Regions from separate parts of the Homo sapiens genome. Here region 1 is linked to region 2. A link is a contact called in ENCODE Hi-C or POLR2A ChIA-PET data. All regions are on one chromosome and are shown on one strand. The core of a region is the stretch at or near the end of the contact, and the rest is flanking DNA. Distances in the headings are between cores, read along the strand shown.

What was found. A loop is a pair of places that touch in the nucleus more often than their neighbours do. ChIA-PET counts read pairs that join two places held with the same protein, here RNA polymerase II (POLR2A). Pooled maps may share reads with other maps.
Region 1: a pooled map shows a loop between it and region 2 (4-fold over the local background). The contact joins the promoter of BRWD1 here to the enhancer-like site in region 2. A Hi-C loop is called at or near these places in 2 of 168 maps with a recorded cell type or tissue (both naive thymus-derived CD4-positive, alpha-beta T cell), 4 of 37 single-sample maps with no recorded cell type and 14 of 50 pooled maps. POLR2A ChIA-PET finds 5 or more read pairs at or near these places in 1 of 52 experiments (CD4-positive, alpha-beta T cell).

Annotation. Positions count from the first base shown.
Region 1 is chr21:39,312,174-39,314,948 of GRCh38, forward strand. BRWD1 (bromodomain and WD repeat domain containing 1) reads right to left here and starts at 1,459. Exons shown (of 41, transcript NM_033656.4): 1 at 1,270-1,459; 2 at 1,068-1,126; 3 at 899-928; 4 at 668-727. The coding sequence starts at 1,318. It overlaps BRWD1-AS2 (BRWD1 antisense RNA 2), which reads left to right and starts at 1,734. Exons shown (of 1, transcript NR_111942.1): 1 at 1,734-2,742. RefSeq lists silencers at 233-632, 653-732, 923-1,172, 1,283-1,342, 1,413-1,522 and 1 more and an enhancer at 2,252-2,775.
Region 2 is chr21:38,754,488-38,757,225 of GRCh38, forward strand. All of the region lies in intron 1 of LINC00114 (long intergenic non-protein coding RNA 114), which reads right to left. Among named protein-coding and RNA genes, the nearest start is that of LINC00114, 18 kb to the right of the region's middle. Within about 2 kb of position 1,349, at least 16 of the 41 ENCODE cell types and tissues checked have a DNase peak (open chromatin) inside an H3K27ac peak, as active enhancers do.

The sequences.
Region 1 (2,775 bases), core at 209-2,708, 560 kb after region 2:
AGATTAACCGAGCTCAAAAGAAAAGTGCCTATTTAAAGCACTTTATTGTGTTATCTACAAGATCAGTGTGAAACTCATCAATCAACTACTGCGTTCAACAAATATTGTACAGTAGAAAGGAGCACAAGCACTACAGTGGCATATTCATACAGCTGCAAGATTTTTATGACGCTGCTGACAAAACAAAAAATAAAAAGCTCAACACAAGAACATTTCTCCACCTTCAGAGACCAATGATTCTATTCCTAGGGAACAAGTGGGGGGACAGACCCGGGCGGGGCAAGAGCAGCGAGGCCAATCAGAGCGCGAGTTACAAGCGCGGTGGAGCGGGGAAGCGAATGAAACCGCCCAGTTGAATGGCTGGCTGCGCACGCCACACCCCCGCAGAGGCGGCCGCACCTGGAGCCCCACCCCTGCCGCAGGACCTCCGCGAGTCGCCCCCACCGCTCCGCCCCGCGCCGCCCCCAATGACTGTTTCCTGCCAAAACAAACCTGGCCGCCTCAAAAACAAAACAAAATCTTCAGCCGGGAACGCAGCTATCCCCGGGCCGCCCCCCAGTGCGGGTCACACTTTGCACCCCACGGGCCGGGGTCCCCGCGAGGGGAAGGGGCGGGGGCGGGGGGCGGTGCACGGAAAACCCGGGGAGCAAACGTGCCCAATGCTCACCAACTCCTCGTAGCTCCTGTTGTGCTCGTTGCCCTCCCAGTCCAATCTCTTCGGCAACAACTGGAAAGACACGAAACGCACACGAGTGACCACCCCTCCGGCGCGGGGGGGGCGGGGGGCGGGGGGCCGGGGGCGGGCGGCGGGCGGCGGGCGGGGGGCGCGGGCGAGCATCCCTCAGGGCAAGGTCGGCAGGAGGAACCCGAGGGAGCGCGGGGACGGGCGCGCACAGACCTGGTACTGCTCCAGCTCCTGCACCAGCACCTGCGGCCGAGAGACGCGCGGTCAGGGGTGGGGTCGGGCCCGGGGCGCTCCCGTTTCACCCCCGCCCACCACCCGCGACCCCCGGCGGCGGGGACACTGGGGACGCCAAGTCCGCAGCCGCCCGCGGGCCCGCACTCACCTGGGCCGCTCTCCGACACGGGCCCGCCGATAGGTACCGGGCGATAAGGAAGTACAGCTCTGCGGGAAGACAAGGAGTCAGGTCAAGCCCCGGCGGGGAGGGGAGGGGGACGGGGCCAGGGGAGCCGGGGGAGCCCGGGGAGCCGGGGAAGCCGAAGCAGCCGGGAGCGCCAGGGCGGGGGTGGCACGGCCTCGCGTCTTACCCGACTCGATGAGAGGCACCGGGCGTCGGGCGGACGACGGCTCCGCCATGGCCGGGCGCGGGGCGGGAGGCGGGAGCGAGCGAGCGAGCGGAGCGTGTAGGCCGCGCCGAGGCCTGACCGGGCTGGCGTCCCCTCTTCTCAGGCGCGCGCCGCCGCCGCCGCCGCCGCCGCCATACCGTGCGCGCCGCCTGGACCGACGCCTCCGCGGGGGAGGAAGTAGTTCCTCCGCGGGAGACGAAAAGTAGTCCCTCCGCGGGGGGCGGGGGTTTGCGCCAAGAGAGGACCGGAGCTCGTGTCCCGCCCGGGGAGGCGAACCTCGCTCAGCTCTCTGCCTCCGGGGACTCGATGAGGAGAAAGTGACGCGGAGGCAAAGACCTGGGCGCCGCAGCAGCGAGTGGGGGAGGGGAGGGCGCGTGGTCCGAATCCCTGCGCGCAATGAGGCGGCTGCCCGGGCTTTGTGAGGCGGCAGCGCGACGCCGGGTGGCCCAGCAGCGGGCGGGTGCCGGGGGCGGAAGCGCGGCCACAAGAGGGGGCGATTCACCGCCGCCCCCCGTGGGACCTGGGTCCTCTACGCGGGACCGCAGGGGCCCCGAGTCGCGGGTTGGGCAAGGTCGCCCGCTCCGGGTCGCTCGGAAGGGTCATTTCACGGACCGGTCGTCTGGGGCCAGTGCGTCTTGCCCCGCACGGAAGACCCCTCGCTTCGAGGACAGGAAAGCTTTTAAAGTGAGGATTGGCTCGCCGCGCCTCCCGCAGAGGGGAACGCCGCCCGGACCCGCGCTCCTGGGGCGGGGGCCTCGTATGCTGGCGTTGCCGGAGCGTCTGCGGCGCTGAAGGCTGCCGAGACCCAGCCACATCCCCCACAAGCCAGCAGCCCGGCAGAAAATTACATAAAATGCAGCGCTTCGCCGAGGGGGTGCGAGTCGGGGGAGCAGCGCGCAGCTGCGGCTGACGGCTCGGCTGGATCCATCCAAGCATGGACAGGAAAACGGGACTGTGGGGAGAGGGTGGTGCAGACGGGCCGCAGACCCTCCTTAGGAAGAGAAGCCGGAAACTAGGGAGTCATGTGCAGTTAGAATCCTCTTGGAAGACTAGTAGGATGTGAGGTTGGAGAGGTGGACGACGACCAGAAAATTCCCTTGTCTTGCCAGGCTTCTGACCTAACTATGAGTTTCCTCCGCGCATCCAGCCTGCCCTGCTCTGGCCCCTAAAGTACAGCAGTAACACTCAGTGGTGTCCCTGCCTTCCTGGAATGCGCGTTAACAATTCTGATTCTTACTCATGGCAATAACCTACACACCACATAGACGTTAAATGTGGTTCGGGTCAGACTCTAGGGCAGGACTCACTGCCTGCACCTTGTCTTGGCTCCACCAGCTTGACCTTGAGCAAGTCACAACCTGTGGGTCTCAGTGTTCCTTACTAGTAAACCGTAGGTAATTCCTCACTAGTAAACAGATAATATTTGTGCCTGTCTCAAAGTTGTGAGGATTTAATGAATTTGTGTTC
Region 2 (2,738 bases), core at 99-2,598:
AAAAAAAGTCATTGGTGATGACTTTCTTTATTGCCTTTCATTAACAAAGTAATTTCCCCATAGATGCCTCCCTCCCGCCATCTAGGACTTGTGGAGGTCGAAAATATCATGAATGAATGTTCACTTTTATAAAATGTTCTTCCTGCACCACTTGTGCCTTGAGAAGCTCTGTGGAGTGCAGGGTCATTCTCAACTTTCTTGAGGAGGGGATGTCTCCACCCCCAACTCCACTGTAGGCACCCTCTTCCCTTAAGCTGCTTTAATTTTTTTTCACTTAATATTCACTCAACTATATTCTTTACAAGAAAATAAATTCCAAGGGGACAGGGACTTTTCTGCCTTACTTCTGTTTCCAAGCTTTTAGAAAAGCACCTGGCACATGGTAGGTGCTCAATAAATATTTGTGGTGATACTTATTAAGAAATGGAGTGACAAAAGGCACTGTGAATTCATTAACATTAAAAATATTTTGTCTTATTGCATGAAATTAATGCATACATATAAAAATGGTGGCATGTAAGTGTATGCGTTATTTAATCTCTGTTATAGGTTTCTGAACCCCTGGGAGTAACTCCAAGGATCAGAGATTGAGAACCACCTATATCAGGGGGAACAAGTACTAAATTGAAGTGCCGTAGACTGACTTGATTCTATTACAGGCTGAGCATCTTTTATTTGAAATGCTTGGGGCCAGAAGTGTTTTGGATTTCAGATTATTTTGGATTTTGGAATATTTGAATTATACTTACCAATTGAGCATCCCAAATCCAAACATCTGAAATCTAAATGTTCCAATGAACCTATCATTAAAGCATCTTGTCAGTACTCAGAAAATTTCAGATTTTGAAACATTTTGGATTTTTGGATTTGGGATGCTTAACCTGTACCTGCTAGGTAACTCTGAACAACACCACTTAATTTTCCTGAGTCTTGGTTTAATTGTGTGGCAGATGGGAGTAATAATAGCTGATTTACCTACTCGACATAGCTGAAAATAGAATGATATGTATATATGCAAATACATTTTGTAAACTACAAAGAACCATACACATATAGATTATTTTTGCTACTATAATAAAACATAGGTCTTGGGTCCGTAATCCCAGCAAAGCAGAGGACTGCTGCCTGCAGCTTTAGTCAATTTGATCACCATAGTCTATCATCACCATCATTAGAATAGAAACACTTACTCTCCCTGGGGTCTGTTGACCATCCCACGTGCGAAAAAACCCTATACAAATTTGCCCGGAATGTAGACTCCCCATTGGCCACAGTGGTAGTTTATTAGCTTCATACTGTGTGGAGTCAATGACTCATAGAAGGCACATTTTTCACCTCTTAGCCTTGGCAGCAACGACCCGTTGCTCAAAATTTGCTAACAGGCTCCCTCAGCTATTTCCTGTTGTGTTGCAGTAACACCGCTTTTTCTTTAGGCCACATTAAATTTTAAAACACATTAGAAACATTTCATCCCTGGCCTTCCTCTTCTAGTCATTGCAAAAAAAAAAAAAAAAGTGCTGTAGCAAACATGAGGATTATGATGATTGGTTAATTTCCCTCCATTTTAACCAATGAAATGTGTTCCTTATCACTATGGTTACATAACAACTAGCTCCCACAGGTGGAATCCAGCCTCACCAAAGCACCTGGGATAGTTCATCTACTCCTGCTCACTGATTATATCTAAATCACCAATAATGACCCAAATAACTTCGTATTTTTAAAAGTTATAGAGGTTATGTTATTTTTAGCCACTTCTATTGTGAAATATACTTCCCAAACAGAAAACTGTGCAAATCAGAAATGTCTAGCTCAATGAATAGCACGTAGATTTCCTTGCTCTTCTTCAGCTATACCCACCTAAGCATGACCCCTCAATACTATAGTTTACTTCTGTCTGTTTTTGTTTTGTTTTGTTTTGTTTTGTTTTTTTGAGACGGAGTCTCGCTCTGTCGCCCAGGCTGGAGTGCAGTGGCGCGATCTCGGCTCACTGCAAGCTCCGCCTCCCGGGTTCACGCCATTTTCCTGCCTCAGCCTGCCCAGTAGCTGGGACTACAGGCGCCTGCCACCACTCCCGGCTAATTTTTTTTTTGTATTTTTTAGTAGAGACGGGGTTTCACTGTGTTAGCCAGGATGGTCTCGATCTCCTGACCTCGTGATCCACCCGCCTCGGCCTCCCAAAGTGTAGGGATTACAGGCGTGAGCCACCGCGCCCAGCCCCTGTCTGTTTTTTAAAGTATATAAATGGGATTCTGTGATATGTTTTCTCTAGTATCTGGCTTGTTTTGCACGTCATTCTGTTTATGAGGTTCATTCATGTTCATGTAACTGTGGTCCAATTTCTTCACTGCAGTGAAGTTGTTTATTATATTTTAAAAAACATTTTCATGAATCCATTTCATTGTTGATGGACAGTTGGGTTTTTTCCAGTCTAAAGCTGCTATACACACTGCTGCTGTGAAGATTGCTGTACAAGTCTCGTGCTAAAAATAGGCATGCTTTTCCGCTGAGTATCTACCTAGGAGTGGAATTACTATGAAAGAAGGAATGCACATCTTCACTTTAATAGATAATACCAAACCTCTTCCTTTAGTGACTAGAACCAAATGTATGATATGAGAGAGTCTCCATCACTCTCCATTGTCACCAGCCCCTGGCATGGATATTCCCTTTAATCTTAGCCACCTTGGTGAGTGTATTTGGAATCTCAATGTTTTTAATTTGCACTTTTCTGATTA